Regions from separate parts of the Mus musculus genome. Here region 2 is linked to region 1. The links are chromatin contacts, found by Hi-C in ENCODE. All regions are on one chromosome and are shown on one strand. The core of a region is the stretch at or near the end of the contact, and the rest is flanking DNA. Distances in the headings are between cores, read along the strand shown.

What was found. Hi-C counts contacts between places; a loop is a spot of excess contacts on that map.
Region 2: a map of heart shows a loop between it and region 1 (3-fold over the local background). The contact joins the promoter of Spred3 here to the enhancer-like site in region 1. A Hi-C loop is called at or near these places in 1 of 37 maps with a recorded cell type or tissue (heart).

What each region holds. Positions count from the first base shown.
Region 1 is chr7:28,892,108-28,895,906 of GRCm38, forward strand. It overlaps Capn12 (calpain 12), which reads left to right. Exons shown (of 21, transcript NM_001110807.1): 19 at 512-628; 20 at 716-774; 21 at 855-1,478. The coding sequence ends at 881. Actn4 (actinin alpha 4) reads right to left here. Exons shown (of 21, transcript NM_021895.3): 19 at 3,325-3,405; 20 at 2,394-2,552; 21 at 1,141-2,280. The coding sequence ends at 2,122. Among named protein-coding and RNA genes, the nearest start is that of Gm44700, 5.1 kb to the left of the region's middle. Within about 2 kb of position 1,709, at least 1 of the 3 ENCODE cell types and tissues checked has a DNase peak (open chromatin) inside an H3K27ac peak, as active enhancers do; it is heart, where a contact is called at or near this core.
Region 2 is chr7:29,166,850-29,170,368 of GRCm38, forward strand. It overlaps Spred3 (sprouty-related EVH1 domain containing 3), which reads right to left and starts at 1,798. Exons shown (of 6, transcript NM_182927.3): 1 at 1,671-1,798; 2 at 944-1,124. The coding sequence starts at 1,120. It overlaps Ggn (gametogenetin), which reads left to right and starts at 3,361. Exons shown (of 3, transcript NM_001358852.1): 1 at 3,361-3,519.

The DNA of each region.
Region 1 (3,799 bases), core at 459-2,958:
AACTTCCCAGAGGGCTGGGGTTGTAGCTCAACGGAGAGAGCATTTGCTTGGCCTATGCAAGGGCCCCGGGGTTCCACCCCCAACACTCCAAAACAGCCACAAAAGGCCCACATCAGTTGGAGAGTGCTCCTCAAGCGTGCTGGAGGCCCTGAGTTCTAGATCGAGTACCACATAAACCACAGGCTGAACTCTTGGCACCCGAGGAGGGGCAGGGGCCTCAGGAGCTGGTGACAGTCCTTGGCTATGTAGGAGTTAGAGGACAGCTTCTTTCAAACAGCACACAGGAATGCTGCGTAGGTAAGGAACTTTTACTTGCAACTCCAGTGTGAGGGCCAGAGTTCAGATCCCCAGCACCCACGTGAAGGGCAAGTGATCTCGGTGAGCCTCGGCCTCAGTAGAGAAAGGACTGAGGAAGACGCTCCCCATGTACGTGTGCCCACCCCCAACACTAAAATAAGCAGCACCACACGTGGATACTGTAAACACAATAAACAAGGCGGCCTCCTCGTAGGCTTCCACCTCAACAACCAGCTGACCCAGTCCCTCACTAGCCGCTACCGGGACAGCCGGCTCCGTGTGGACTTCGAGCGCTTCGTGTGCTGTGCAGCCCGGCTCACCTGCATCTTCCGTGAGTACTCCTGGCAGGCAGGGTAGGGTGTGGTGGGGTGTGCATCAGGGCTGGTGCTGCGTACTCACCCTGGCCTCTCCCACACAGGCCACTGCTGCCAACACCTGGATGGCGGCGAGGGGGTCGTCTGCCTGACCCACAAACAGGTGAGCTGGCCCGAGGGACAGTGTGGCTCTAGCACCATCCCAGGGCCTCTGCCTCAAGGGTATCTTTCTTTTCTCTTCAGTGGTCGGAGGTGGCTACCTTCTCATAGGTTTGAAGCTGAGGGAGGTCACCCTGCTGCCCGACTCACTGTCACAAAGGTGGTGGCTATGTAACCCTGGCCGGCCTCACAAGTGCTGGGATTACGAGCTGGAGCCATCCCAAACAGAACTGCCACCCTTCCTTTTGAAGCCTCTTCATGTCAGTCCCTGCTTAGAGAGGGGCACAACCCCCACACAGGCACTGGGCTGGTGGGCACTGCCAGCTCCTTGGGGCATGAACAGAGATGCAGGGAGAAGATGACACCAGAGTCCTTCTTAAAAATATTACATGTTTTATTCTCCCATCCCCAGAGGGTGGTTTATCCAGAAACCAAGAAAATAAAAATCAATCAGAATAAACTCAAGGGGGCGAGTGGAGAGAAACCCATTAACGACCAGGCAGGCAGGCCAGCAGCCTGCCTCCACCTCAGAAGGTCCCCAGAGACCTCTGCCCACCGCCACGAGGGGAAAATCAGGAGGGACTGGGGAGGGCATTGAATCAGCTATGTCTTCATTATGAGAGTGAGAGAGGTGGCAGAGATATGCAGCTAGATGGATATATATTTATATAATAAATCCGTAAGTTAATAAAGTAAATAGTAATTCTCTGGAAGGTCTTAAGTTTTTAAAGTTTTCTTTTTTTTTTTAAGTTTTTTTTTTCCTTTTTTTTTTTTTAAATGATTTTTTTGTTTGTTTCTGTTCCATTCTTTGTGTTTTGTTGGTTTTGGTCCTTAGAAAATCTGAGACTCAGAGGCCAGGTGGGCTGGGGCTGATTGCCCCGCAGCCACTCCTGAGGCAGAGAAGGGCTATGGCAGGTCCTCTGCTCCTGGGAGGAGCCACTGGAATCTGGTCCAGGGGAGCTGGGTGCCCTCTGCTGGACTTCTTAGGGCAGGCGGTTCCTGGACAAGGCACATGGGGCTTTGGCCTAGATGTGAGAGGCTTTGAAGGGGCCTCAGGGGCAGAGGGGACCTGGGATAGGAAGGTATCTCTGGGGCACAGGAGTCCGTTGTCCCCTCCAATCGGCTAAGAACCCACAGCACAGCGTATATATTTAGCAGACCAGAAATGCTGATTGCCAAGCCTCCCTCCCCTACAAGACTGAGAAAGAGAGGCCTGCCTAGCCCCTCCCTGCCTGACCCCCTAGAAGGACCACAAAGAGCTCTTTGCATAGATACAGAGTCAGGGTGGGGGCAGGGCTCCTCAGCCCCTCCGGGAGGCCAAGGGAGTCTCTGTTCAGGGTGGCCAAGGGCCTCACAGGTCGCTCTCCCCATAGAGGGCTGTGGAGAAGGACTTGTAGTCAAGGGCGCCAGGAGCAGCATCAGGCCCCTGGTAGGGTGCCATGCGGGCGATGCAGTACTCGGCCTGGTCGGGGGGCAGCTCTCTCCGCAGTTCCTCAGCAGTGATGAAGTTCTAGGGGCATAAACAGGACTCTGAGCCACTGTGTCTTACCCACTTGACCTAGTACCCAGTGCTGGCTCAAGTTTTGGCTACCGGCCGCCAATGCTTCTGTGGGTCGTGCTTACCTTGTCTCCTGCCAGGACCTTGAAGGAGGCGATGACCTGATCAGCTGTGTCTGTGTCTGTGGTCTCCCTTGACATGAAGTCAATGAAGGCTTGGAAGGTCACGAGGCCACTATGGTTGGGATCAACCACACTCATGATCCGGTTGAACTCAGCATCACCCTGTGGGGAGGGGGAAAGGGAGAGGACATAGTACTTAGTGGAGCTGCTTACAGATTCAGTTTTGGAAGAATTCAAAGACAGAAATGCTGCCAAATAGTGCCAGCCTTGGGAGTTTGTCCCTTGGCCTCCTCCCCCCAAGTCTGGGGGAGCAGGGGGTGAGGTTCACTTTCCCAGCTTTGGTGGGTGGGGAAAGAAAATGAGAAACAGAAAGAGAAGGGAGAGAGCTGGAAGACTGTTCCCTGGATACTTGCAGGAAGAGGTTGGTTTTTCGGGGGTGGGGTGGAGGGTGTCCACTGGAAGGACCCCAGCCTCGAGTGCAGCAGAGCAGCGGAGGCAGGCAAGGCTATGTTGCACTGGAGTTGGAGGAGTGAGTGTCCCCAGGAAGATAGGCAAGCTCGGGAGGGAGTGAGGGGGCTGGGGAAGGAGGAGGAGCAGAGGCAGGGGAGGCAGAGGCAGCATACCAGGCTGTATCCTGTGGAGATAAGCAGGGCCCTGAAGTCATCTGAGTCCATGCTGCCTGTCTGCTTCTGCTCCCAGGACGCAGGCATAGCAGAGGCCAGGCCCAGATTAGGCCCCATGTGCACAGCGGACAGACAGGACAATGGAGAAGCAAGGAGACAGGAGGCCCAGAGACCAGGTAAGGGGTGAAGTGTCCAGAGACATGAGGGAGGAGAGGCAAGAGAGCCAGGAGACAGCACAGGATGCCAGGGGTGAAGAGGAGAGAAAGAGAAGAGCAGTTAATGTCGGTCTGCTGGGGCCGTGGTTCGCGTACCTGCCGGTCATTCTCCACGTCATAGCCCAGGCTGATGAGGCAGGCCTTGAATTCCTCAGGCCCCAGTGCCCCGCCATGGTCCTACCGGGGGCCATCGAAGGCAGGCGTACAGGGTGATGCAGGGGCCGGGCCACATGCAGTGGACAGGGGAGGAAGACACAGGGGGAAGGGAAACACACAGTTAGAGGCGATGCAGACAAGGTGGTGGCCAGGGACTGGTGGGGCAGAGAGGTCTTCATGGCCTCAGTAGGGGTCCAGTGGGCAGCATGGAGGACCAAGTCCAGGGCTCAAAGATAGAGGGGACCTTTCCCTGTCTTCAGTGTTTACAGGACAGGGTAAGAGGCTGCACACTGGTACTCACAGAAGTTGAGTGGCTGTGGTACTGGGTGAAAGGAGATCTGGAGACAATCAAACTCAACACTCAGAATTCCTCTCAAGAGGTTACCAGTCTAGATCCAAATTTTAAAAACTCTGA
Region 2 (3,519 bases), core at 548-3,047, 270 kb after region 1:
TATCGGATTTCTTCCTTTGATGTCCCAATAGGAACCTCAAATCTTATTAAATGTTAAAAAAAAAAACAAAAACAAAAAAAAAAAAAAAACCTAACCTTTTCTCATACCCTAACGATTCCTCTTTTGATTGAAGAAAAAGCATTATTTACATTGTACTGAGCACATCAAAATATTACAACCAGTTCCTTTCTGAAGCCTCAATAATTCCTGGAAAACTTACCCAGAGATAGTTACCTTCTATACAGTCTACTGGATGCTGACCACCCCTTGTGTTCCCTTCATGTTCTTGTCTGACATCAACACTTCCTCTACACTGTTCCTGATGCCCTGCTCTGAGATGTATCCCTTCCCCAAGTTTTTTGTTTTAGATAAGTTCTCACTACCTAGCCCAGGCTGGCCCCGACCCTTACAATCCTATCCTCCTGCTACAACATCCCTAGTGTGGAGATTAGGAGCACGTGACATAGGACTGTCAACTACATTCAACCACTTCTAAGCAGACCCTGCAAACGCCTCCAGATACTTAGGGCAGACAAGGGCCACTTGGTTGCGATCTCCTGGTGAGCATCTGTGAATAAGATGGAGCCAGAGGAGGATTCTGAACAGAAAGGGGACATGATAGGAGTTGGGTGTGAGCTGGGTCGTTGTGGAATGGACCAGGGTTAGACGAGGAACACAACCGAATGGGGCAGGAAGGCCATTACCGAAATAGCTGATTGAACAGCCAGAGAAGCAGAGGACAGGAGCTTCCTAATCCTTCACCCCACCCCCAAATCCCAGCTCTTAATTCACAAACCAGATTATTTATTCCAAACTCCAACCCACGGCCCACTTTGAGTCCCAGTGGCAGAGGGACAGCGTAACCTTTCCTTGCCACCCCCTCCCCAGCCCCAGCCCTCCTTCCCCAGGGCTCATCCCACTCCCACACCCCAGGGTGGCTCACTTTCTGGTCCCGAAGCCGCTCCCCGTGGATGACGTAGTGCCCCTGGCGGGCCCCCCCCTCGGGCCTGGCCCCTCGGACCCGACATACGCTCACCTGGCTGAGGCCCCCGCCCCCCACAGGCAGCCAGCCCCCACTGGAGTCATCTCGGGCCATCACCACGGCTCGGACCCGCACCATGTACCTGGAGGAGGTGGGGAGGACAGAAACAACACAGGCCGTGAACTCAAATCTTGTTCCCGGTTTGAGCGTTCTCCCTAACCCTGCCCTCGTCTTTTATCCCTTACCTCTGGATTTACCTCACCCTCAAGCCACCAGTACACCCACCCCTTGCCCACTTTCTTCTATCATGGCTTCTTTCTTCTTAGTGACATCTTGCCCACCATCCTTTTTCGTATCTACCTTTTCTCGCCATCCCCACCTCTTCAGCACCTTCCCTTATCTCCACCCCCTTAGCCTGGGTTTGCCACTTCCCCTCCCCCTACAGCTCATCCCCCTCAACCCCAGTCTCCTTCCCTCTCATCACAAACCCATAGCCCCACCCATTGTCCCCTCTCACAGCTGGATTCCTGCGCATATATATTTTCTCTGGACTCATCAACTCAGCTTCAGTGCCCCCAACACTGCCTCCGCACCCTAGTCACCCAGGCCACTAACTGGGTGAGAAACCTGGCTTCTCTCCCCCCCCCCCCTTCCCGGATTTATGAATGAGACCGGATGCAAAGCTCACTGAGTCACCCAGCAACCAGGAGATGGGCAGGGAGCAGAGAGAGAACCAGAAATGGCCAGAAAGAGAGGCCGAGAAGGAGATGGAGGCAGAGAAAACCAGCAACCGGAGACCGAAAAGATACAAGGAGCATTTCATTCACAAAAATCAAGGCTGCTCCGGTTGGTCTCAGTTGAGGGAAGCCAAGAGAGATGGGAGGGGAGATAATGATCCAGCCCCTCACCCCCCCGCCCCCCGCCATCCTTCAGAAACATTTTACCCCGCCCCCAGTTTAGGGGATGTAGCCCTCCGCCCAGCAATCAGGATTACCATTCAGCCCCACTGTCCCAGGCTCATGGAGCATGAAGTCCCAACCTTATGAGCCCAGGCAACGAGTTCTAGCCCCCTCCCCCACCTGCAGGATGTCGGGTTTCCCCAGCCGTTCAGGAGGGGAAGGGGCGGCCACAGCGCCCCCAGCCCCCTTTTCTCAATGGGATGGGATTTTGTGAATGAGCAGTCACGTGACACTGCTTCCTTTGTCCGCCCGCCTCCCCCAACAACAGGTGAAGCGGGGAAAGAGGGCTGGGGTCCCCCCCAAAGGCCTAGCTGAGATAGGGCACTGAGATCTTGGGGTGTCCTATGCTCCCACACATCTATTTTCCCGGGGAGAGTAGTCATCAGAGTTCCTCAATGGCGAGGGTCCACGACAGAATTTTGTGAATGGGGCATCCTCGGAAGAAGTCCAGGACCCCCAAATGGAGATTGGCACCCCAAATGGCTACCGCGTAGTTTGGTGCCCCCACCCCTCTTGTTCTCCCAGCTTGTGTCCGCAGGGTGCAAGGGTGGGCAGAGGATTACAGATGCGATCCAGGCTGCCCCCTCACCCTGGCAGGCAGTCTCGTCAGCCCCCCGCCCCCTCGCCACTCTGGGCACCTGCCTGGGAGGCTCCGGCCGGGCTCCGAGCGGCGGCGACGCGGCCTCCTCCTCCTCCTCCTCCTCCTCCTCCTCTTCTCTCCCGCTCCCTCACTGGCTCCGGCGGCGCTGGAGACGGGCACCGGGAGCCGGGGCGAGGGGGGAGGGAGGGGGAACCTGGAAGATGTGTGTGGGGGAGGGGGCGGCTTGGGGGAGGGGTAGAAGCAAGGCAGGCGTACATGCCCGCTGGGTCCTAGAGCCCGGCTAGGGCTACAACGAACATCTATAGCCCCCATTTTCTCGGGACCCAGAAGGGAATCCCCACTTTTCCACTTATCTGAACGGTTGGTCCCTGATGATATGAGAAGGGAACAGAAATAGACCCTGGTCCCAAGGTTCTAGAGAGAAGGTGGTCCACGGTCAGGGCTCTGAATGGGAGGGGCGGGATGCCTGGCAGGGTTCGAAAAGGGGAGGGGCCTGGGAGCCTGAGTAAGGAAGGAGGTTTGGACGCTGAAGGAACTGAGAGGGTGCGTCACGGAAGGGGCGGGCGGGTGGACCTTCTGAGCCATCCCAGGAAAGACAGGGTCTTAGAAAGAGATGCTGCCTGGACTTAGCAAGGCGGAGCTTGGACATAAATTTCCTTAGTGACAGGTCAAATAAGAGGCTCAAAAGGAGGAGCTATGTAGCAAGTGTTTGCCATGGGTGGGGGTCCGGGGAGGGGCTTAAGAGAGAGGGGTGTGGCATTATAAAGGGGTGGGGCTTAATGAGAAGGGGCCTGCCTACCCACTATGAAGAGTTTTCTGTATTTTTCTAAGGGTGATCCAGGTTTGAAGGGCTGCACTCAAGCTGGCTTGCAGGGGGCAGGGCCTCGAGCTCGGGGCGGGGCCTAGATCTCGGGGGTCGTCCTCGCTGTCTCGCCCACTTGCCTTCACCCGCACACCCGTTCTTTTCGGTTATTTTC